Linked DNA regions of Mus musculus: regions 2, 3, 4 and 5 are each linked to region 1. A link is a loop called in an ENCODE intact Hi-C map of the cell type or tissue named here. Cell type or tissue: left cerebral cortex. All regions are shown on one strand.

What was found. Peaks named below come from ENCODE experiments on the same cell type or tissue, not always from the same donor. Only the 100,000 strongest peaks of a DNase experiment are listed, where the experiment ranks them.
Region 2: a loop joins it to region 1, with 5 times the contacts of the local background. A loop is called at or near these places in 5 of 42 quality-filtered maps.
Region 3: it touches region 1 in a loop (2.9-fold over the local background); 6 of 42 quality-filtered maps call a loop at or near these places.
Region 4: a loop joins it to region 1, with 5 times the contacts of the local background. A loop is called at or near these places in 2 of 42 quality-filtered maps.
Region 5: it touches region 1 in a loop (4-fold over the local background); 5 of 42 quality-filtered maps call a loop at or near these places.

What each region holds. Positions count from the first base shown.
Region 1 is chr12:49,943,538-49,948,537 of GRCm38, forward strand. No RefSeq gene overlaps it. Among named protein-coding and RNA genes, the nearest start is that of Gm40418, 170 kb to the right of the region's middle. In left cerebral cortex, no CTCF peak of the experiment used is centred here; DNase peaks (open chromatin) are centred at 1,950, 2,499 and 3,464; H3K27ac peaks cover 395 bases.
Region 2 is chr12:49,737,305-49,742,304 of GRCm38, forward strand. No RefSeq gene overlaps it. Among named protein-coding and RNA genes, the nearest start is that of Gm25015, 160 kb to the left of the region's middle. In left cerebral cortex, no CTCF peak of the experiment used is centred here; DNase peaks (open chromatin) are centred at 2,875, 3,205 and 4,190; H3K4me3 peaks cover 932 bases; H3K27ac peaks cover 1,282 bases.
Region 3 is chr12:50,294,294-50,299,293 of GRCm38, forward strand. No RefSeq gene overlaps it. Among named protein-coding and RNA genes, the nearest start is that of Gm34523, 75 kb to the left of the region's middle. In left cerebral cortex, a CTCF peak has its summit at 1,991; a DNase peak (open chromatin) is centred at 1,473.
Region 4 is chr12:49,762,272-49,767,271 of GRCm38, forward strand. No RefSeq gene overlaps it. Among named protein-coding and RNA genes, the nearest start is that of Gm25015, 190 kb to the left of the region's middle. In left cerebral cortex, no CTCF peak of the experiment used is centred here; a DNase peak (open chromatin) is centred at 2,445; H3K27ac peaks cover 213 bases.
Region 5 is chr12:49,478,767-49,483,766 of GRCm38, forward strand. It overlaps 1810007C17Rik (RIKEN cDNA 1810007C17 gene), which reads right to left and starts at 2,096. Exons shown (of 3, transcript NR_045472.1): 1 at 1,764-2,096. In left cerebral cortex, no CTCF peak of the experiment used is centred here; DNase peaks (open chromatin) are centred at 2,062, 2,585 and 3,814; H3K4me3 peaks cover 350 bases; H3K27ac peaks cover 1,638 bases.

The sequences.
Region 1 (5,000 bases):
CTTCATCAGCACACAGTAGTGTCAGTGAGAGTGAGATCAGTGGTATAGATGCCATTGACACAGTACTGGCACTTGGCTGGATGTCAAGAGCATGCTTATACTCTTGCCTTGTTGGACTCATTGAGGAGGTTGGCCTCATTGACTTATTATAACGAATGAATAAGTCAAGGTGGAGAGACTTAGATACCATAATAAAAGTTATAGCAGAGAAGCCAAGGGTTCAGAGTTCAAGCTTGGTCTTTTTGTCTGCGATGAATTTAACTTAAATACAATGGTTTAAGGTTAGTTTTTTCGATAAGAGAATTTTCATATTTCAAGAGCTTTTCTTGAACTTACCTAAGCACATCAGTCAACAACTTAACACTAGGGACTGAGGAATAAGTGAAACCTAGTTCTCCTGTGAAAATAGTTGTCATGGGAAAATCTGCATCTATACATTTTGTAGAATAAAACTCAAGAATGTGTAGTCCATAGCACCGTAGCACCTCAAAAATGTGTACTATCTTTTCCCCTAAATTTTAGAGACATTGCTTTATCATTAAAGTCTCCTTAGCAGTGAGGCAATGCTCTTCTTCACTGAGTTCCTCCTTTCTTCTCCACTAAACATGAAACCTTACTGTTCCCAAATAAGTTGAAACTTAATATTGCAGCAACCAATCAGAATAGGGTCTACAGTTGAGGTTTAGTTTTGTTTTAGAATCAGTTTTCAGGTTTATTTCCTCCAAACATTTCACAGCTCTGGACTACTGTGTTCAGCTTAAATCAGTACCTGCTACTCATCTGAGTCAGCTGTAGCCATCACTCCGGACATTATTCTAGTACCACATCTTGAGACTGACAGGAATCCTGTTGGTCTTCCAGTTCAGCCTTTACCAGGAAAACCTGATTGTTCCTACCAGCTGGATCCTCCCATTCTCAATAGCCTCCTTAGGTCTTCGGGTAAGTACAGCACCTCTTTGTATGAAAAGCTGATGAGGTCCTTCACTTCCCAACTCAAATACTTCAAAATGACTGAGTCCATGGACTCAGGATACTACCTCAAGATTTGCATAGTGCATCAAGGTGGCAGCTTCTTTCCTTTCATCAACTGCCAGCGCAGTCCTGTTAGGGACTTAAAATTTCATCCACACAGCCAGTGGAAAATTCAATGGAGCCGCAGAACAACAGTGACCAGGACATGTTGAATGATCTGCTGAATTCCAATATGTCAGAAATTAACTCCTCTGCTTGAGCATCTCTTCAGTAGGAATCTGCTTCTAATGTATTAAAACTTAATTTAAACTTAATTACTTTGTGAGGAACATTCAATAAATCTTCCCCAAGTCTTTCCATAGTGAAATCTCTGTAGCCAGATGTTGATTGTGTACACATTGTTTTGTGTTGCTTGCATAAACATTATAATCACATATAGACAACAGCAGAGCTACAATATTTAGAAAACATTTTTCACACCTCCTTATTAAGCAAGACTATGAAAATTATGACTCATCACTGCACCATTGTTTTTTCCTGTTTTCTGTGCTGGTTGAACAGTCATAGGCAGCTGGTATTAATACAATAGATAGCGCTTAGGGAATTAATGCATGATGTAGAATACACCACAAAGGTATCTGTCATGCAGAACAATAGGTGTGATGATAGAAGATGTATGTATTTGAAAATTGTGCTCAAATGTGAGTTTTTCAGGATAAAGACATACCTTGACTATGCTGCGAAATTAGTTTTTAACAATTGTAAGAACTCTGCCCAAAATGTGCTTTTATTTTATTTGTGATCTTGAGAGCATTTAAGCTACTAGGAGCAGGCGTATACGTGCTCCTCTCCTCTCTGCTCCTATCAAAACAACACCAGAGCGCTTATGCTCCAGGGAGATTTGTATAGAATCTGACGCTTGTATCAGCTCTGAAAAAAACAACAAAATTACAGTCTGAGGTGATGTAAATGATATCCTTGGTGCATCTTCCCCGTGCTCCTGCGAGGCTCTTGACAGCTGATGGTTGGATTAAACAAAAAGACCAGTAACTTATGACTATTAGCTCAAAGCAATCATCTCTCATTATTTCAATTACATGGGTAAATGCGTGCAATCATGTATCAAATCACTTTTCCCTTTTGAAGAGGTTCTTTTCAGAGTAGGATTTCTGCCAGAAAAAATGTGCAAATATTTACACTGGTTTTTCATCCAACTGCACCTTTGTTTGGCAAAACCACCCTATGGCTACAATTCTGAGTGATATTTTGAAAAAGGGGGAAAAAACAAAAAAGGGAATTGGAAATAGTATGCGATTTTGGTGACTCATTAGCAGTCTGTAAAGGAGACACCTTCAGTTACTTACTGCTACCTGACTTGTCAGAATGAATGTGGCTCCTATTCCCTAAATCACACTACCTGTGAATAGAGCTCCGCTGGCCAATTCAAGGCTCTTTAGGCAACTATGATTGATGACTCAGTGACTAGGAGAAAATTGCCTTCAATGAATAATTCATCAAGCTATCTCTTTGCTGTTAAAGTAGCTGACAGGAAAGTTCTGACACCGCCTAAGCACAATCCACTTACAAATCAGTTACAAGGAAATATTAAAAATAGCTCGGCTACAGCATACCAGCACAGTATCAAGTTGGGGCTTTTTTTTTTTTCCTGTCTACAGTGAGCATCTCTGAGAACATGAGGAGCTCTCCCCATTTAACCATTGTGCTAATGGCAGTAAAGGCAGTGATTAGATAGAAAGTGACGTGATTTGTATTGGCTTTGAAACAATGCACTGTTTTTAATAATATGAATCTCTAAATTTAAGGTAGACAGTTAATCAAGCAAATGGTAATATTTAAACATCTTCCAGGAAAATAAGTAAATACGATTTGTTTGCAGAAGGTAATTTGTCCTTGAGTTATTATGGACCCAGAAAAAGAATAGAAAGCTCATATCAATTTAATTAAGTTCTATATTAATTTCAATATGGAAATGTTCAACAAAACAGGCAGAAAAAGATGAAAAAAATAATAAGAAAATTTAATAGACCCCAAAATAGTTACAGATTGCCTCTGAATCCATAACTGTATTTAATTTTTCACTGTTAGGATGAATTATTCCTTGTTTACTATGATCAAAATCCAAAAATATGCCATACAGATTAGACAAGCTACATGCCATCAGCAAGAGCTCTGTCTCATTTGACTTCTGACAAAATTGTCTCCAGTTTATGCATTAAAGACCTGAGGTTTTCTGGAGTTTTAACTCTTGAAAATATGTTTTCTCTTTGCATAAAAAAACAGAAAATTTTATTTGAGTGAATTTTTTCTCTGTATCACGGTGTCAGTGAAGATTGGACTGGTGTCGCTCTGTGTGTCAGGGAAAGTCGACCAGTAATAGATGCATGTCTATTAGAGCTTAGCAAGCTGAGGCGCTCCACGGTTTTTTCTCCACTAACCTTGACCTTCTGGGGCATTATCTCCTTTTAAGAAGGCTGCCTTTGCCTGAGACAGATGACAGTGACTCCAAAGGGCTCAGACCTCACCCTGGAAACCACTAATTCCATTTTCTATATTATGAGCACACCCCTAACACCATAGTTGTCATTGTACAAATGATTTTAAAAGCTGAAGTTTTGTTTTGAGGATGTCTAAAAAAAAATTGTTTTTTATTCTTGTAGCTCCTGCTTTATCACCCTGCCCCCATATGCTCTAGCCAGAAAATTCTATTCCTGTAAGACACTCTGTTTACTTCCCTGCAGAGCACGGTGATTCTGAACAACACTAGTTCCTGTTGCCAGAATATTTTGACCTATACTAAAAAAAAAAAAAAAAAAAAAAGCTATTTCCAAACTCTCTTTTTAATTTTGTTTCACCATTACTGTTGATGAATAAAATGTTTTGAATACATTTATGAACAAAATTTAAATAAAATGTAAATTATGTTTAAATAAAATTAGGTTGGCAAATTCCCCTAATTAATTCATAAATCTCTAATAACTGGTAAAAAAAAATCTAAACTTTTATTTTTCCCATCCATTAAAACAATATATACCCACCCTGTCCAGTGACTGCAATGGAGACTGGGTCCTTTTGAGCTGTTAAGCATCATTACAGACTATTCATGTTTCATCAAATAGCATATATCTACCTTCATTTGTTTAATATGAATTAATATAAAATTGTGAAAATTAATTTCTAATCAAATATTTTAAAAATATAACTGTCAATTTCACCTATTTTAAAATACTTAAAAGATTAGGGTCACATTTTATAACTAAACGTGATGAATGAACTATGAATGTATATCTGAAATATGATAAAACCATAATTTAGGGAAAAAAACTTAATTGTAAGCTTATTCAGAAAGAAAAATGTAAAGAAATTGAAAATTTTTTTGTTTAATATATACCATCCCCAAACTAGAGGTATGGAATTATAGTTGAAACATAAATAACTTTATTTCAATTCTGGTATCTAAAGCCATCTGCGGCTAAATATGAGTCCACTTACAAAATTCAAGTAAAAAAAGCTAAATAGTAATATTTTGAAAACATTTAGCATCATTTACTAAAAATGTGGATGACGGAGCAAAAATACTTGAAGGATGTATTGAAAAGCAACGCATCTGTTTAATGGCTCTTCCACGAGTCCCCATCAGTTTAGCATTGTGGAGAAAATCGCTACTAACAGCAGTTCTGCATGTATTAACATCTTGCCCTCTTTTCAAAAATGTTTGCTCACTGTAGTTCTGCAGTGGGATAATAATAATGTTTCACTTATAGAATATTTTGTTATTTCTCAAAGAAATATATGTATTCTAACTCTAAACATATAAATACATATTTCTAGTCACCAATACAAGACATATGTACATATTATAAGTAGATATGTACACATAAATACATCAATGGCACTAACTGCACATTTAACTTGCTGTAGTTCTTGCAAATCCCTAGCTTTGAGGTATCTATTTGAGATTTAGGACTTGGAAGGTAATACTTTATATCCAGGTGATTTCAACAACTGAT
Region 2 (5,000 bases), 210 kb before region 1:
CAACAACAAAGCATCTCTTCCTTGTTAATGGTAGGGCAGACCTTTTTATAAATTCACACTGGCTGTTTGTCATAAATCCTGGTCACTGGAACGGAAGTCTTCTTACAGATGTAGGAAATACTGGGTACACTCTGAGAGTCTGGAGCCAGACCGGCTATAGTTATTAGCTCTAACATTTCATATCTTGCATAGTCAATTAACTTCTCTGTGTCTCATTTTCTTTATCTTCAAAATGGAGACACTATTTTCTATAAGACAGAGTTCATGTGGGACCATTAAGTAAATTATATGCAGCTTTTGTTGTTATCTCTAACATCCACCTATTCACGATTTTCCAAACAACAAATCAGTCTTATAATTGCAAGCCTTCATATTGGGCAATTTGAGTCCTATATACGGCTTATAAAGGCATTGATACTATTAAAGTTTTGAATGCTAAAATGTCATGTAGATACTATTTATTCTTTTCTTTTTTCTGTTCTGAAATACTCTCAATCAAACATTCAGTTTCTAGGAAAATAGTAACATACCCTGTTAATTAACTAATGTGTTTTTCTCATGTGATATTGGTGCAATGCAAAGGCCATCTTCTAGAGCCCTCCATAGCACTATTGTAGCTTCACAGTCTGCTTAGGAACAAAAAGGCAAAGCATCTTGAGAAGAAGACAACAGGAAAAGAAAGATGTGGAAAATCAGAGACTTGGTAGTTAGAGAGAAGCGGTCTTCCAATAAAAGCTACAAAGATGTAAAGACAGCTTCCGTCTCTTTTTAATATCTACAGTACTCTCCTCCAAGTAGTGGAAGAAAAAGATCCAGTCATGTAAAGGTCATAGTAATTTGGAGTGTGTCTCCCTTTCCCTGGCATGTATAGGTAGAGTGTTCTTGACCCTGCACTGTAAAAGCCAGGAATCTCACCTCTGATCACTAATACAATGCTTCGGCTGAACTGCTTTCCTCTCAACTTGTATGTTAACTCTCTGTCTAGGAACTCTGACTGTGATCAAGTTAAAGTAATTCCATCGAAGGGAGCTTGGATGTAATCAGACTAATGTCCTTACATAAGGAAAGTTAGAAATACTTGGACGTTTGTGCACAGGCAGAGCCTACATGAGGGCACCATGAGGAGTTAGCCATCAGAAAGTCTTTGAAAGAGGCCTCAGCAAACAACAAAAAACTTCTCTGTGACCTTAAACTTGTAGCCTACAGAAAATACATGGTGACATTTACTATGCAAATTTTAGGAAACAAACACAACATGTTTTTTTTGTTTGTTTGTTTTTGTTTGTCTGTTTGTTTTGTTTTGTTTTGTTTGATTCAGCAAAGCCAAACTATTGGCCCCTTCCTTCACAATTGGCCCAATCTTGCCTATTGATGTTCATAGTGTTGCTTAATATGTCCATCAATCTGACCTTTACAACGTAGTTAACTTATCTTCTCCAGAAGATTCTCCAGTTGGATTAATCTTATGGCACCTGCCTTTTGTAAAAGTAAACTGCATATCCATATTACTCTAGGACTCTGTTTTGTTGAGGTTGTTGCAATTATACATGATCTAGTTATTGATCAGCCTCTGATGTCAGGAAGTGTTCATCTGTCTATGGGATAACCCACCCCTGTTCTGCTAGAGGCCACTAAAAGGGGGAAACACACTTTTGTCTGACACTCGTGTACTCTATAACTAAGTTTACATTAGTCCTTATGTGAACAGAAATACAAAAGAATCATAATCTTAACTGGTCTCCTTAAGAAAACAAGTCACAGTTTTAAGTTCTGAGGTAGTGATCAACAGTTACATTTACGTTATTAAAAATCTTTTGCACATTTATCCATAATAATTTTTAATTTTGGAATAAGTGACAGTGGAAATTATATTCAAATTACCATTCTTTGTCCCCCCATCCCCCAGCTAAGTTTATTAATATCAAAGATTTCTATTCATTCTATGTAAATTTACTGAAGTCTGTTAAATCTCCTGATTACTGACATTTTAGAGTTTTCTACACTTTTTGTCTCTCTTTTGACAAATCACACACATATCTTCAGGGACTCTTATTACAGAGCTAAGTACATTGTCTGACAAAAGTTACAGAATTTTAATAGATAAATGACAAATTTTAACAAAGAGTTCTAGTCAGTTAATTTTGAAATCATTTACTGTATGTATGGGAAACTGGCAGAAGTGATTTGATGAGGTGCAGGTTTTCTACACTTAATAAGAGAAATTTTTCAGTAGATGTGCTCTGTAAGATAAATCTATTTGATGGATTTATTACAAAAATAAATCTCCTAATAAAAATAGCCCTTCTTGCTTTTCGTTAGGTTCTTTCCCCCAGGATAAGGTAAACAATGCCATCAGTTATTTGGATCTAATTTTTCTAAAATTTAGATCGTTGCCTCAGTGTTAAGAATAAATCCAGAAAGGTTAAGTTCAGTTGGAAAAAGCTGAAGCAACTCCATTGCTGTAAAATCACGGATATCTTAGGCTAGAAAAATAAACAGGTGTTATGGTTTAAATATACACTTCTCAGTAGCTACATTTGTCTTTAAATACTTGGTTCACACGCCGTGGTCTGCCTGTGTTAGGGGGACAGTACACATGTGAAGGGGCATGTGTGATCACTGCATGATCCGTTCCCTGCAGGTGCTGGGAAAGGTCAAACAGGGAAACTCATCATCACAGAGTGAAGTGATTTTCTTCTTTATCAGCTCCTGAAGTAAACAGGCTGATGAGCACAACCCAGCCGCACTCACCCGCATGACATCATAGGCAATCACAGCTAAGTGTTTCTATATGTCAAAGCCTGAAGAGTCACTACCAGATTGTTGCCTGATTGGTACAAAAACTCAAAATGGTATTTCCTTGGTAATTAGTTAGTCAGAGATTATTTTGCAAGATTCTGGGCTCTGTGGGGGCTGGTCAAAGATAGGGAGCCCTGAGCCAAGGCTACAGTTTGCCAGCTCAGAAAATGAGCAGGCTGTGTTGCGAGCAGAGCGGCAGCATTATTTGAACGTGTATCGGTTAAGGAGTGAAAAAAATTTTAAAAAACAAAAATTTAAAGCAGACTTTTTTTTCTTTTATTTTAAGATCAGAAGTTTCATATCACATTCTTTGGAAAGAGAAGATTGCAAGTATGTGGTACTTAATCTTTGTTCATAATATATGCCCGGCCGTGTTCAAGACATTTTTCAAACCCATTTTCTCCCAGGCTCCCGTTCCGCTGCCAGGCTCCATCTCCTGCCAGTGAAGCAGCAGAGTTTAGGATACTGTGTCCTCACGGAAGATTCACCTCCCGAGTTTTCTAACCCAAGACATTTAAGTGGGAATCTGGGCCCAATCTGCTGTATTTTAGATTGCAGCAAAGGACTCAGAAACCCTGCTGCTACAGACCCTTTCCTAGGGGCAGCAGCCAATACTTTGGAAATTGGGTATTTTCTTTTCTTTTCTCTTTCAAGAAAAAGAATGCATAGTTTAACACTGTTTCAGATGATATTTTTTAAAAAGAGTTAGGTACTTTCCTGGAAAGGTAAATATTTTATGAACAATTATATTACAACCTCATTATATCAGGTATAAAATTTATCTAAAAAAATCAAACGAAAAAGGACAGAGGATTAAACATCCAGTAGTTTAAGATACTATTTCTAGTCACAGATTTCAGTATTAAGCATTACTGTGTACATGTGAACCATGACAACTTGGACATATTTTTATTTTTATAACAATATGTGGAAGAACATTTTGGGAAATCTTAGCAGTTGAGTTGTAGGTCACTTTAAATGTTGTAAATAAAATTTTGATTTCAAATCAATATCCATATTTAACTAGATTCTGAAATATAGGCAACTAAACAAGAATACAGTGACACAATTTGTATACAAATATACAAGTATTTAAGCACCACATCTATATTTCTATAAAAAAATAAGGCAGGCTAAGCCACGTTTCTGCTCATAAATTTCCACTGCTACAGGAAGTAACTCATCACAATTGAAGTACTTTCATAACCTTACCCTAACTGAAGGTTACAGCAGAGTGCTTGAGTATCATTATATTTTTTCTCAACAATAGTCTTTTTAAATACATAGATTTTCCACCTAACAGCAAGTTCCCCAGTTTCTCAGAGTCTAAGAGTAGCTTTCAGTAGTCTGAACTTTCCATTGATCTGAGCCATGTTTAGCTTCAATCTATCCCTGCACATGACTGGGGAAAGAGATGGTCTATCAGATTTTTTTTCTTGTACCTTCAAGGCTCTCTCAGAGTGAGAAAAGTTTTCAACTCTAAGCAGGGTCAGGATTTAACCCTTGTTTGGGTTTCATTGTGACAGCAGAGGAAGAAGGTTCTTGCTTTCATAAAGAAAGGGGTCAAGATGTAGAGGGAAATCTACACAATTCAGATAGGGTTGAGCAATACAAATTTTCTGCCTCAAGAAATCCAATGAAAAGTCACAGAAAGTTGAAAGCTTGGAGCAAGAATGGACTAAGATCATGGCAGGACTGGACTCAGGTTAAGTGGATAACAACAGGAGATGTAGGTAAGGTAGGGGGGAATGGAGAGAACATTCTATAAGCTTGGCAAGAATAGAAAGGATGGGACTGCTACCCTTTAATACTGGATTCTAGACTTGAACTCTAAGAAAGATCTCATGTTTACAAGTTGGAGAGAAAGGACAAATGATGATATTTCCAAACATATATTTTGAATTAGTATATAACTTGAATTAATGAAAAATATACTAAGAACTCAAATAACAAAAAATGTCATTTCCTCCAAGTAAATCATTTTTAATTCTTTAAAATTAATTACCAACCAAGTGTAATAAAATATGGTATCCTGCCGGGCGTGGTGGCACATGCCTTTAATCGCAGCACTCGGGAGGCAGAGGCAGGTGGATTTCTAAGTTCCAGGCCAGCCTGGTCTACATAGTGAGTTCCAGGACAGCCAGGGCTATACAGAGAAACCCTGTCTCAAAAAACAAAAAACAAACAAACAAAGAAACAAC
Region 3 (5,000 bases), 350 kb after region 1:
TACTTTTATTGGGTGAGTCAATGTGATATGATTACATTTCAGAGAAATTTAATTTCGCATCACATAAAATCACATTGATGTTTGGTTATATTTTCTCTTCTAGTGATGTAGCCATTCAAAGTATTTTATTCCTATCAAAGCAGAGATAATATGTCATTTTCATCAAAGCTAATCATAAATTTTATTTTCTTAAGAGTTTTTTTGGAGAGATCACATTGCAGGTCTGTATAGGAGACTCTTTAAAGTACTCTTGGGTCTTGGGTTCTAATTAGAAAGAATCCCATCCAAACTTAGAGCTTTGATGCAATAATAGGGCGTAGAAATCAAAACACCCATATTTGGTTTATGAAGCTTTGCATGAACCCACGAAACACTGATATTTTAGGAAGGTGTTTTATAGTGTTGCAAGTATAATTGGCCATTCATTACTTAGATGGCCAGCCCTATACTGGTTTGTACCAATTTGTATAACTCATGTAAATGCTTAAATGCTCCCTTTCAAATGACATAAAACTCAAATCACTACATAAACTAGCAAATGATAGTTGCTCGCTATCTTCTTCATGGTTCCCTTTTATTGGTTAAGAAAAGGTAGGTGAGCATCCCAGATGCAGAGTGTTGGCTGTTAAGAATGTGTGTTTACAGGTGTGCAATAACCCGAGGATGGGTAGAACTGATACTCGGCTGCAGGTGCAGGCTGGAATAAACAGGACTTATCTTCCCTCTAATCACTTCCCTCCTTTATCATGCCTTCGGATTATCTCAATTCACATTAAGTATCACTTGTGCATAAAGCATATACAGTGTACTATATTTATTTAGATATACATGTGACTACATCTTTTATGAATAAAACCCAAAATGCATTCACATGAGAAAATAGGGTGGTTTAATTTAAATATTTTAGGAGCGCTAGAATACTAATAAACATCTGGGAGAACAGATAAAACTGGATAAATGTTTAGCCTTGTTATGAGTAACACGCTAGCATACGATTAGGTTTATAATGGTTGTAATTTAACAAAACTGTTGTATGAAATATTTTGTTTAACATTCATTAGAAACTGTTAATGCACTTGTGTTTTTCATGGGCTAATTTTTTTTTTGCAGCAGACGCACATTATTAGTATAATACAAATATGCTAAAAAGCAAACAGTTTGGTGTTAAAATGTTTTAAGTAGGATTGTGAAAAGAAATTTTACACCAATCTTCATTTTTTTTTCCATTTTTACAGGGAAATTTTTACCACAAATTCCATATTTTAATGATATTATACCAACTCTATTTTTTAAACTCATTTTGTCACTGTTTTGTAACAGAAACACTGTAAATATTATAGATGTGGTAAACTATTATACTTGTTTTCTTATAAATGAAATGATCTGTGCCAACACTGACAAAATGAATTAATGTGTTGCTAAGGCAACAGCCACATTACATGCTTTCTCTTTCACAGTAGGCAGCAGAGCATATGGTTTTCTCTTAATGGAACGCTAGCTTCTCATTAACATACCAGTAGCAGTGTCAGAACTTACAAGCCAGCATAACAGGGAGATGGAAAAACTTATAAATTAGACCCTTTCCGTACTATTGAGAGGGAAATGACTGATGTTCTAAGGTACAATATTTAGCTAATACTGTGCCCTTTTCTGCACCTTCTTTCTACAAAAAGAAACTTTTTTCTTGTAATAAATATAAATATTGAAGTGCAAATAATTTTTACTCTGCTCCTCAGAGTGATTGGCACCCCGGTTTTGATAACTCTTCCTTAAAATAATATTTCATTGCATTTTTTGTTACCAGTATATGGAAAACAGCTGTATTTTCATAGTCCTGTTTCAGTACAGTGAAACAGTTTAGAAATAGAGCAAATTTTCGTGTCTTTACTGAGAAAAGCCATCAGGTAAGCACAAATGAGGATAAGAAGAGAACCATTCCTCTTCCAGAGGCTAAAAAATGCCTGGTCCAGCAACAGAAGCGGGGCCTCCAAGAGGCTGTAACTGGTAGTAGACAGAAGGCAAGATTTTTTTTTTTTTTAAATGAGGTCTTCATGTCCTTGTACAGCTTGGATTGTATTTATCTGTCTCATAGTAAATCAGTGCTCTGGATTGTTCACCATTTTGTCAAGCTTCTTTTCACTGAGAATTCAGCTGTTTTGTAGAAGGGATATGATCAGTTATTACGTTTGATGAGATACATTCTAAAATCTGAAACCCTCCCTACAGATTAGAAATTATACTTGAATATTCATGATCACAGGAAGTGATATTGACATTACATTCTGGTTCAGGAATTCCATAGGTGGAGTAGGCTTATCACTTGTGTTGTTTGTTTTCATAACATTTACCTATACTTAAATTTATAACAAAACAAAAGTGGAATACAAAGCCCTGTTTATATAGTGACCTGTTCTCCAGCATTGCTGTAGAGCATGTCAGAAAGAAAGCATGCATATTAGTGTTCTGATAAAACTCTTGGAAGAAAACAAAGCAGGCTGACAGCTCAGCCTGAAGACTTCAATGTGTATATTAGTTCAATTAATCGGATAAAACATTTTACTCCTAAGAGTCTAATCATTTACATGGTTCACTCTTTAATATTGTAGATGGCCTCCCTTAGGTTGAAAGATCACCATGGATGGTTGTAATATCTTTAAAGGAATGTCAGGAGTATATTAAAAATTCAGATAATATAGTACTTTTAGCCATGAAATGAAAATATGAAGACTAATCATTAAAATCTTAAACTAAACCATTTATATCTGTAATCTTTTAAAAATTGTCTTTCTTTTTCAATTTTGATGATCACTCAATTCTAGATTATGTGTGACTTAGCTTTTTCTATGAATGCCTTAAGACAGACCCAGAAGTTGATGTGTAAATACCTGAGTAGGGTGGTATGTTTCACCTGAAATTCTAGGAAGTGAACCCCAGTGTTTAAAATTTGAAACTCACTTATTTTCCTTTTGCAAAAAGAGATAAAGGAATCCTGTCTGTCTTTTTCTTTCCCATAGACAAGGTAGAAGGTTTACATCTTAAGCTTTCTCTATCTTTTTTTTTCTTGCCTCAAAAAATTGTCATTATTTCCAACATTACAGCAAGTATCTTGGAAACTGGGTTACCATTGTTTATTTAGGCTCAATGTAGCTAATATAAACTTAATTTAAAGGAACTCTACAACTCACACTTTTGAGTTGCAAGTATCAAAATAACTACAACCAATGCTGGAGATTTGCAAATGTCAATGAATACAGATTTGGAAAATAACGGCCCCCACCGCACCCCAGAATCCAAAAGAGCCATAATGAATAATAACAGGTCATATCTCTTTCTAAAACCATAATGAAAAGGATGAAAAGCCCCTGCCTCTCAGGGTAATTTTGAAGCCACTGAATCAGCCTCATGCCCACATTCAAGCATTGGAAGAAGCAACCATGTCAAGTCGAGTCTAACATAAGAAGCCTGATGATACTTGACTTCAGACACTATCAATGTAAGGTGCCACTGATCTGGCCACCTCTTTGGGAGGCTGCCAGTGCTTCTGCTTTGGCTTCTTGGTGTCCCCTGTGAAGGCAGCCAATTAAGATCACAAGATAAGAGATGGTAATAATAAACTCCTAATGATGAGAGGTAATTAAAATGTGAATACAGAAGACCCCAGCTTCTGTCAGTTCAGTGCGGCTATTACACTGACAATGACCATGTTTTGTTTTTAAAAGGAGTTAGGGTTGTAACTAATTTAATACAGAAACAACTGCTTCGAAAATCATATTAGATCTGATTCAGTTGTAGTCTTGACAAAATTCCGACAACCACTGCCTCTTTATTGGTCAATATTCACTATTTAGTGACTCTCTGAAGCATCCCCTACCTCTACACTCAAGGGCTCCTGTCTGTAGTACACATCCAACGTCCAGCTGCAACCTCTGCAACAAGGCTTCTTTGGTTGTTGTACTTCACTGGGACTATGTCTTAGCATCCTCATGGGCTTCGTGAAAGCTAAGACTGTTTTGAAAAGAAGAAAATTAATTGGAGAGCAAAGGAAGCCAGTCCTCTTATCACTTGATCTGGTCACGGACATAAGTGCTTCACACTTTTTCTATCCCCTTACCCTTCGGCCCAAAGCTTTCCTGTCCACCTGCCCTGCTTGGCTCATCAATTTTCTGTGGGCCGGTTTAGTTCCTTTAAGCCTGTCCACTGAAAGGTGGTGATAGCTCTCTGAGAAAAAGAAAGAGAGACAGAAACAAGAGTGCTGCTCAAGGCCTTTATCTGGATCACACTGTTTGTTTTCCCATTGATGTCTGTAATAAAACAAAGAGGATTTAATCGTGTTAAACAAAAGCCAGTTGGTACCCAGAGGAAACTCATTTAACTCTGTTCCAAGTCTAGGAGTTTCAGATTTCTTGTCTTCCTCTTTACCGATCCACCAGGCTGAGTTTCTTACCTGGGGCTTAAAATTGTGAGGTGTGAAACTCTTCTTTTGTTTTGACAGGTGCTCTTTGCTAAACATCAGCCTAGCCTTCCACAGTGATAATACACAGAAGGAGGAAAAAACTTCAGAGAAGCTAATGACTGCAGTTACTCAACTTCGGCTTTAATGGGTTTTTATTAGCTTCCCTCCTTGGAGTTCTTTAGTATAAAGTGGGAAAACAAATTGGGCTTATGGAAAGAGAGTGTGAAAAGAGAGCAGCTAAGAGATGGCCCAGGAACTCTTTCCATCACAGAATGCCAAGAAGGGAGGAAAGGTAAGGAAGATGGCTTTGAAACAGCATCTTGAGAGAGGAGTATATTGGAGGGGAGAAAACAAAGAAGGAACAACTTGGAATTTGGCCAATGAGTCCTAGACAAGAGTCTTGCTTTACATCACAGCCCAAAATAGGAGAACGGGATAAGACAAACTAATAGGACCAGTCTCCTTTCCTCAGGAGAGGTATCCCTGTGAATAGGAGGCTTTCACCACTGGCTTGAGCACACCTTGATGAATTCCTTGTCTGATCGCT
Region 4 (5,000 bases), 180 kb before region 1:
AAATGCTTGCTTTTAGAATGTCCTTGGTTTGCATATCATTGAGAACAGTAATATTAATATTGTTGTCAGTATAAAGTAGCTTGACTACATGTAGCAATATCAAAAAGAAGTTTCTTTTTTGTTTGTTTGTTTGTCTGTTTCATCGTACAGTTTGGGGAGTTCATTCAGGCTGGTTTCCAAGAACAGGTGTGTCAATTACAGCCATTCTTCACTTATGAGGAAAGAGATAACATAGGGGCCATTCTGTTCTAGGATCATATGCTGTGTCATAACTAAGTAGAACCATTTACCTGTTGATGATCATTTGCAAACTGATGCATTTAAAATGATTTTTATGGTTTTGCGAAAGTTTCACATACGGGAATCAATAAGGTCACAGCAGTTGTTTTTATGGGCTTGTGTCCATCATCTTTGCACATACTCTCCTGCTTTGTTCTATTGTTTAGTTTGTCTCTGGCCATGGAATATGACATGGATTTTAAGTTGTACAAAAACTGGGCATTTCCTCTGCAATGCTCTAACCTTACATCTTATATCTGTGTATCATCTGTTTCACACAAAGACTATATAAGTTAGGTCTGCCAAAGCATTTTCCAGCATGTGACTGGACACATGTATAAATGGGATAGAGGTTCATGTGTAAGAGTGACAAAATTATTTCCATATCAACCTTATCGCTCCATAGCTGAACCCTAAATGGAAAGCTGAAGCCTGCACTTTGCAGAAAGCACACAGGTATAGAAATAGCAATTTATCTTAGTTCTTGTTACCACGTCAGAGTCTTACACTTACTTATAACATATTCCAAAATGTAAATATACTTTGTGATTTAGTAATAGCGACAGCATGAAGATGAGTTAGCATTATGACAAGTAATCACAAAATACTGCTAGAAATCGATCTGGTTATTTTCTTTATGATTATTTGATTTAACTAGGCATACCAATTTGCATGTCTTTTTTATTTTTAAACATCAGTAGTCAGATCCAATTACAGTTCAATTATAACTCATTGCTATGGTTTATAGTTTATATCTATTCAATTTTCTTCGTGGAGTGAAAATAGCCAAAGTTAAACCGTTGGCCATAAAATATAATTTATAAGTAGAAAAGATAAAGCATTTTTATATACCATGAATGAATAATATATAAAGGATTCAATGTCTTTACCTCCTAATGGATTTCAAGTATCCCAGGTATCAATCAATACTGGATTTTCTGCAGGCCTATTATGGGGAAACTGTGAGAATACTCCAAATAGTAGCTTTGTTTGTTTGCTTGTTTGTTTTGTATGCATATGATCGGTATAACTAGATGATTCAATAACTTTCGAAAACAATCTTTGGAATATATCAGAACAAAGTAATTAAACTTTAAATCTCTTTACTTATATTTAGCTAGGAAGTGATATTTCTTCAACTGAGATCTATTCACTCATGCATAAAATACTAAAAATGTTTTTAGAAGGTCAGGTATAGTGGCTGGTGGTGCACTGTTTTAGTATCAACATTGTAGAGGGAGAAGCAGTTGGATCTCTGTGATTTCCAGACCAGCCTGCTCTTTGCAGTCAGTACCAGCCCATCCAGGAATCCACAGTGAGACCCATTTTCATAAACCAAAATCCAAACCAAAAAGTCTACAGAGAAGACTAGTTAATGAGTGAATTAACTGATCCTTTGATAGAATAGCACAGGATAGTGACTGGCAACCATTAGGTAATATGCAGGTTAACTCTGCTGAAAATTGACTAACTCTGTTGAGTGGGACAGTCAAAGGAGTCACTGATTAGACAGAATCCCAGGGTCATGAGTGTCTTTTGGTGACAGTACCACCATGGGTCTGTATCAGGTGCAAAGCTAGAGTCACAGAACAAGATACTTTAAAAAATGGATTGGCTCTTCTGCCCTCTGCCCATCATTTCTTGGATTCACTTGTGTGATGCAAATTTTGCCTCTCAAACCACCTTCAGATTTTAGAAGGTTGCATGATGGATCTGTTGGCAATTAGGTCCAGAAAATAAAACATCAGCTTTACAGGCAGTTTGCTGTGGTAAAGATGAGAAAGCATTCATTGATCTTAAGCCTAGCCTTTCTGAGAAACCTCACACCTGCATTTTTCACTCATCAAAAAGGGCAGTGACTAGCAAAAGAAATCATAGCATAAAGAGAATTATATTAATCAAAGCAATCTCTGGTGAAAGCAGGCATGGAAATCTTGAAGCAAGTGATAGAAAGAAAGCTACACTCTCCAAACTACTGAACTGGAAACAAAGCTTCAGATGATAACTATATGATTTCACAAAGGTACCTCAAATTGCACAGGAAAATCTTTCTTTATAGTAATGTTTCAGGCTATTTAAAACAGAATCTCAGTCGAAGAACTGAACAAAGATGCTAGGATTGGACATAGAAGACAGTTGAATTTGGCTGTTATCCACACAAGAATAGAAGCCAAAATTATGCTGACTAAAAATGGAGCCAAGCGATGTCATATAGATTTGAAAACCATGTTGTGCCAAGGAAGATGCTAATGTTTTTCAATTCTCAGGTTTAGCAAAGATCCTAGTTGTTTGATTTCTTACTCTAGTTTATGTATACTAAACATTTCTGCATCTTTGCAAAGCCCTAGTTCTTTCCTTCTTTCTTTCCTTCCTTCCTTCCTTCCTTCCTTCCTTCCTTCCTTCCTTCCTTCCTTCCTTCCTTCCCATTATTCTTCCTTACCTACCCATCTGCCTACATATTTCATTTTCCTTTTTTTCTTCCTTTTGTCCTGTTCTGTCTAAATTAAATTAGACAGTTTGGTCTAGTTTGCAAACTTGGGTGGATAATATGTTCCATTTTATGGTTCCTAAGCATAGAATGTAATAGTCATATAAGCATGGTTATATAACTATTAACCTATAATGTATTATTTATCAGAGAGTATAAACTCATTTTCATAATTGTATTTTCATAGTTTTAAAGACTCTTTCAAAACTAGCCACTGAATCATTCTCAGTGAAAAAGTACTTTGTTGAAAGGCAAATTTTCATGTGAAAATTTCTACTTTCCCCCCTTTTTTCTTGTAACTGAATTAAATATCAATAGTTATAGAAAAGAAAGACAGAGAAGTTATTGCAATATCAAAACACTGGAGCTTGTAAATCTGCTCAAATGCTCAAGTGAACACATGTGTGTACATTGCCAGTTGCTAACATTTTAAACCTCTTAAAGGGTATTATAATATTTGCGATCTTCATGTAACTAATGGCACTTGTCTAGAAAAAAAAATGAATCTTCCTGAGACTGTTTAATAGTCGCCATTATTTGCATTGTGAGTCTGTGGAATAGCTGAAGTAATCAAATCACTCAGGATGTGAACCTCATAAGGTTAAATGACACTTGGATATTTATCCAACTGTTTTGTTTCCCATGAATTCCAGAGAGTTTCAAAGGAATAGGAAATTGAACAAATTAGCAGAAGCCAAAAATAGTATTACAAAAAAATAAAGGAGATTAGAAAGCCCTATGTGATGTGTGTGGGGTGTGTGTGTGTGTGTGAAATACTTAGTGTAGTTGGTTGTTGTTAACACGATACAAAAAGTTCAATTAGTAACACTAAACATTCACATTATGTAAAATACTGGTAAGAATAATAATGGTACATGCAAACATATTTTAGAAGTATTGTAAAATAATACACATGTGAAATATTAATATAGCTATCTCTTTCGACCTAAAATCACTCAAAAGAAACATAGGTTCAATTCTATAACTTCTCAATAGTTCTAATAACAGAAAAATCTAAAACAGATCATCTTAAAACACATGTGTTTTGTTTTCTTAAAATAAAAAGTCTTAAAAGACTTCTCTTCCTCTTCCTCAAAATCATGATTTTATTATGGCTTTCACATTATAATTTATAGTGGATTCTTGTTTCTTTTTGTTTTTGTTATTGTTGTTGGCTTTCTTTCTTTCTTTCTTTCTTTCTTTCTTTCTTTCTTTCTTTCTTTCTCTTTTGAGAGTTTGACATATCATCATTAGGTTGTTCATTTGAGATACCTCAGATTTGTTCAATATGAATAGTAATAGCTAAAATATTTCCTCTTAGTACTACCCTGGCTGTATCTCGTAGGTTTTGATAGATTGCGTTCTCATTTGACTCAAGGAAGTTTTAAATTCTCTGATGTCTTGCATAACCCACTATTCATCCAAAAATGTATTGTTTACCCTGTAAGTATTTCCTTTTAAGTTTCTGTAAATTTTCTTTTCTAATTTTCACTTTTATTATATTATGATCTGATGGCACACAAGAAAATTTATTTGTTTTTATTTTCTGAAGCTTGGTTTGTATTTCCTAGGTTGGTTAGGACATTCAGTGTAGCTTAAGCCACATTGACTAATGGTGTATTTTGAACTGTCTTGGTTTATTTTAGTTTGAAAAACTTATCTAAGGATGAAGTCCCGTCTTTTGTTGTATAAGGCAGTTTATGATATTTAGTGTTTCCAGTATGAAACTGAGGAATCCCATCTTTGATGGAAAAATTTACAAATGTTTTATCTTCTTGAGAAATTGATCTCTTTGTTAATTAACATAATTAACATATATTAGTATTTATTCATTCATGTTTACCACTTCTTAGTTTTGGTTTGGAATATTCTATACCAGACATAGCCATGTCTGCTGATCTATGGCTCCCATTTCTTTGGTAATTTGTTTTTTCTCTTTTATATAATGAGTCTATTTGATATCTTTGCAAGCTAAATGTGTTTCTTGGAGACAACATATAGATGTGTTTTGTTATCTAATCTGCTTCATGTTTGTCATTAGTTGAGGTCATTTATATTTAAGGTTACTAAAGAATTAATGCTTCTTTTAAATTTGTTGGATGATGGTGTGTTTTGCTGAATTGCTGGTATTCCTTTTTTAAATCCCATATTTATTTTGGGAACCTGCTTATTTGTTGTGATAGATACAGATAGTTATTTCCTGGGTCTTGTTTGTCCATCTAATTCTTTCATG
Region 5 (5,000 bases), 460 kb before region 1:
GAGATCCATTACCTTTCTATGACCTTTGTAGGTATCAGGCATGCACATTGTACACATGTATACACATAGGCAAAACACCTACACAATTCAGTAAAAAGAACAAGTCTTTTAAGAATGTATGTTTGTGTACTCAAAGAATTAAATTTAAAGATACAACATCAAATCATATGTTTTGAATTCATTTAAAATGATATCTATGTACAAATTATCCATAGCGCTATGCATGGAAGTCATTATTATAGGCTTTAGGTCATAAGAAACATGTTATATGCAATAATGATGCAACCATCAGTGTTCACAACTGAAGGAAATACTGCCTACCATGTGGCCAAAATGTTTTTCACTGAGTCATGGTCGTAAGGGAAATCTTACAAAAACATTGAAAGAAATACTATAGATAGAAATAACTATGCTGCCATTAGGTATGGACGTGAAATATAATAGCACAACTCAAGGGATGAAACTCATCAGGGAATGATGCAGCTGTATCCACTGAACCATCCGTGGTGTGTTCATTCTAATTATTAACGCTGGAGACACATTCTACTCTGAGAACAAATTTGCTTGCAGATTATGTGGCCCTTCAGTACAAAGCAGTGGCTGCCATTGTAACATGATGCATGGTCTCCTTGTGTAGCTGTGCCTGACACACAGTACCACATGATGTCAGTCGGACATGTTGAAATACATGATCATATTAACAATTATTTTGTTATTGCTATTATGGACACTGTTGATGGAAAACACAAAGCAAAAGATTTTGTTGGTAGAAACAGAAAGAGGTAGCACACGAGGGATAGAGTGTGTTTTTCTTGGCTGGTCTTTCACTGCTGTTTTGATTTCATTTTTAGTTTTTGAGGACAACAAGGTAGCTCTATTCTCTATTTAGAATCAAATATGGGATAAATGTCTGTGGATATAGGAAACTAGAAACACAACTTCTGTAAGCTTCTTCATTCCACTCAATTTGACATCAGTGACACTACTAATAAAGTGTGGGTGAAAGTGTGAGGAGGGATTTTGACACAGGGGGCTGTACATTTAAACCTTTACATTTGCATGTTCTGAATTTATAGCATTTGAAACTATGTTAAATATGCGTTTTTGTGTTGAATATTAGAATTCTGCATTTGTCTTCAAAATAGAAGAAAAGGGGAAGGAATAGACATTCCTCAATGAGCATAAGAGATGGAGGAGGAGGCTAAAAAGTTCTCAGTTCCTAAGCATATTTGTTTTATTATAGATAATTGCACATTACTAAAACTTTTAGTTTTAAAAAATATCAAATAGATTTAATTTGTTGTAAAACAAACATTTTGTGGTATATTTTACACTTTTCTAAAGTTTGCATATGTCACATGGCAAGTCTTGTTAGACATATAGCATCCACCAATTAAATTAATATGTCCAGTGTTACACAACTCGTCAGAACAGAAAGTATATATTCATGTCATTAATATTTTTAATAAGAAAATTACATTTTGATGTCCGTAAAATGTTACCTTTTCTTAAATAAAATATGTAAACTGGATATTTCTCCAACACACTGGTCCATAGAACTTTTACTGAAACTCACTGAAATTTAAACCACTGTGTCTCTATTTGCTCTGTGCAACCAAGGAACTAAGACACTCTTGACTTTGAGGAAGAGTAGTAAATGACTATAAGGGTGAGATATGAAATAAATAATAAGTAAATTAGCAAATGTTTAATAAAACAATTAGCTCTGCCCCAGGGTTCTGCAGTAGCTTATGAATCCTTACCAGTAGTAGTTTACAGCTGTAACTTTCAGATATAATAGGAAGCTGAATCTTCTACAGGCAATGAAACAGATGATCAAATTCACAAGGGATTGCGTCAGGCTTTTTCCAGTACTAAAGAAACATATTAATCCTTGTCACTGTTTTCAGAAACGCTGTGACAGAAATAAACCTGTACTGTAACTTGGCCCTTTTAATGAGCTTCTGCAGTGTGGGCTTTTCACTCAGCACCTGAAAAACACAACAAAACACCTTTTATATTAAAGATGTGAGGTTTGCTGCTGGCTAAATTTGTACACACAAGTCTATAAACCAGTGCTCAGCCAGCTGGGAAGCAAGAAAGCAAATTCAGATTCTGCCATGAACTTCACAGACCAATTATCTACTTGGAATCATGGGAGTTTAACAAACAAATACCAGCCCCCGCTGAGCCTTTTCAGGCCAGCAGCTTATGGGTGATTCAGTAGCATCTGAGGCTTTTAGACTGATCAATTCTTAATCACAAAGCGCAAAAATTATTCTCAGACTCATGTCAGTTTCTTTGGACACCTTTGTTAACAATCTGCTTCAAATCATTTTTTTTTTAAGAAACTGCAGACACTGTTTTTATTGACTCCCCACTTGTAAAATGTTTATAGCTTGTTAATTTATATTTACCCCTTTACTTTTGCCTGCAAATCAACATCACTTAGCACAGTTTGGTTACACTTTGTCCAAAGGAAATTACAGAAGCCTGCTATGGGGCTAAAATGAAGGAAAGCTGCGGGAAAATCAATGCACTGCTGATTAAACAGATCGTAGCAAATTCACGGCTGTATGCTACAGCATGGAGACAGACAGTGTGATGCCTATCTAGCAGTTAATGCGCTCTGCGTCAGGTGAAGACAATTTCAGAACAAGGCAAAATCACCCAGAGAAGCAAGAACTGCCTCACCCAAGAACGCGAGTGTTTGGACGAAACTTACATTCCTTTTAAGCCAGTGCTTCACTGGGGAAATTAAAGTCACTTGGATGTTTGAAGAAATAAAACATTGTGGTGTGGTGTATCTTTAACTGTGATATTTTTACCATGAAAAGAATCATGTCATGGCAAAATACTCCCTCTGATCACAAGTCAGACTGTTTTTCCCTTTTCTCTTTTTATGGAATTTTAAGATTATTGACATTTTCTTTGTAGAATATCAATTAAAAATTTGTCTCTGGCCAAAATGAGATTGTTTATAGAGCATATCTGTATTAGTCATTGTATCTAATGAACATGTTCTAAAGAACTGAAATGCATGACTATTTTCTTATATTAAAATACAAGAATAAACAGAGAATCAGCCAGGTGTAAAAAGAAAATGCAGTTCATACATAATTAATTAAAATATATTGGGAATGCACAATATGAACGCAGGCTGGATACAAAGATAGCATATGTTTTCAAATCATTGTCAAGAGATAACCTTGGGATTACAAAGAGCTGTGTGCTGTTGTGGTTGTAGGTAAGGAACTCTGAGTTGTGGAAATCTGTTTAGGTTTCTGTGAGGCCAGGCTTTAGGTTATGTAGAAAAGTATGTGTGTCCTAAGTCAAGATCAGAGGTAGTGCCCTGTTTTAAACCAGTGTGAACTGCTCTGTGGCAAACTGAGTGTAAATGAAAGAAATTGGAAAAAATAACAAAAAAACCCAATGTTAAATATAATTATGTAATATAAATGTAAAATGTAAAATGAAAAATGTAATGAGAAGATATGATATCTCCACTCTTTTTCATTTTATATGAACATTTATGTAGCAACCTGCCATCTCTTCTTTGCCACAATTTGGTCCCATATTTTATCTTGTGACACCAGGGTAAAGTCTGTGGCACTACTGGCTGTTATTTATTTGCAATAACTAGGGCTTTGATAGGTTATGTTATTCTGGCAGATACGTTTCACTAGTAAGTCTTCACATTAAAATTCATACTTGGGAAATTTTTGTTCTAGACATCGGAGCCAACTTATTCTCAATCGTTGATGTTTTTAATCTTCTTCTTTTCAAAATATCAAAGTCTTTCAAATGGTAGCATGGTTATGCTCGTTGCCAAATTCCATGTGTTAAAATGAAGGTGTTTTTGAGTCATCAAAGCTTATAAAAAGACCTTTAACAAGTAAACAGCTTTCCTCCTTAAAAAAAAAAAAAACCTGGAAGATGTGGTATAAGAAAACACATTCATGGACACCATATGTGAACCAAGTTTTATGTCAAGATTTTGAGATTTATTTTGAGGATTCCTAGAAAATTAGGGACTTAACATTACTGATTGAAGAGGTCTACTCTGTATCACTCTTTTCACTTGTGTGCATGTGTCGAGTGTCATGTGTGTGTTGTGTATGTGTTGTGTATGTGTTGTGTGTGTGTCTATTTGTTGTGTATGTTGGGTATGTGTTGGTGTGTTGTATATGTATTGTGTGTATTGTGTTGTGTTTGTGTGTTTTGTGTGCATGTGTGCACGAGTATGTGCAAACGTACATGCATGTATAAAACTGAAGGCCTCTTGCTTTGATTATTCTATTGAAAATATCAATAGACAAACTTGTTTAGAAGAAGAAAGTGCAAAAGGTGTTCAGTAGCTTCAGAATGTGAAGAGCAACCATCAGTTCAGCATTTCCTTGTCAGCTCATCACTTTCTCGTGTTGCAGATCAACATTTTTTATGTGAAAAGTTCAAAATGAAGAGCTCATTCAATACAGAGTAGAAAATGCCTTTGTTATACCACAATAACAAAGCAATGAGCATCAAAGAAAAAGAATGCATTGTAGATAATACCTAAAAATTCTTTTGTTTGAAACTCATATTGGTTTAGTGGGTTGCATATTTTTAGATTATTCTGTTCTTTGTGGAAATCAAAAACTTAAATTGAAGAAATATTAGGACAAGAGGTAATGGGCAAAGTCTGAATATTATAACTATAAATGTCTTAATTGAAATAATTAACCAAGATTCAAAATTTCAGTAGATATTTTTAAGATTTTTACAGTTCCAGTAAGTTAACAACTGTTGTTTGTAAACACACATTACTTTATTCAAAATCTATAGACTACATGAATCTGATAGTTGGCAGGGGTTTGAGTTCCCATTGGTAGAAACCTAAGTTTTCTTATTAATACATGGTAATTTATCACCATTAAGTATATGATCCCTCTGGAAAAAATTGATGCACATTGCTCTCTAGACTATAATTTCAGAGCTCATGATATTAATCTTTAATTAAA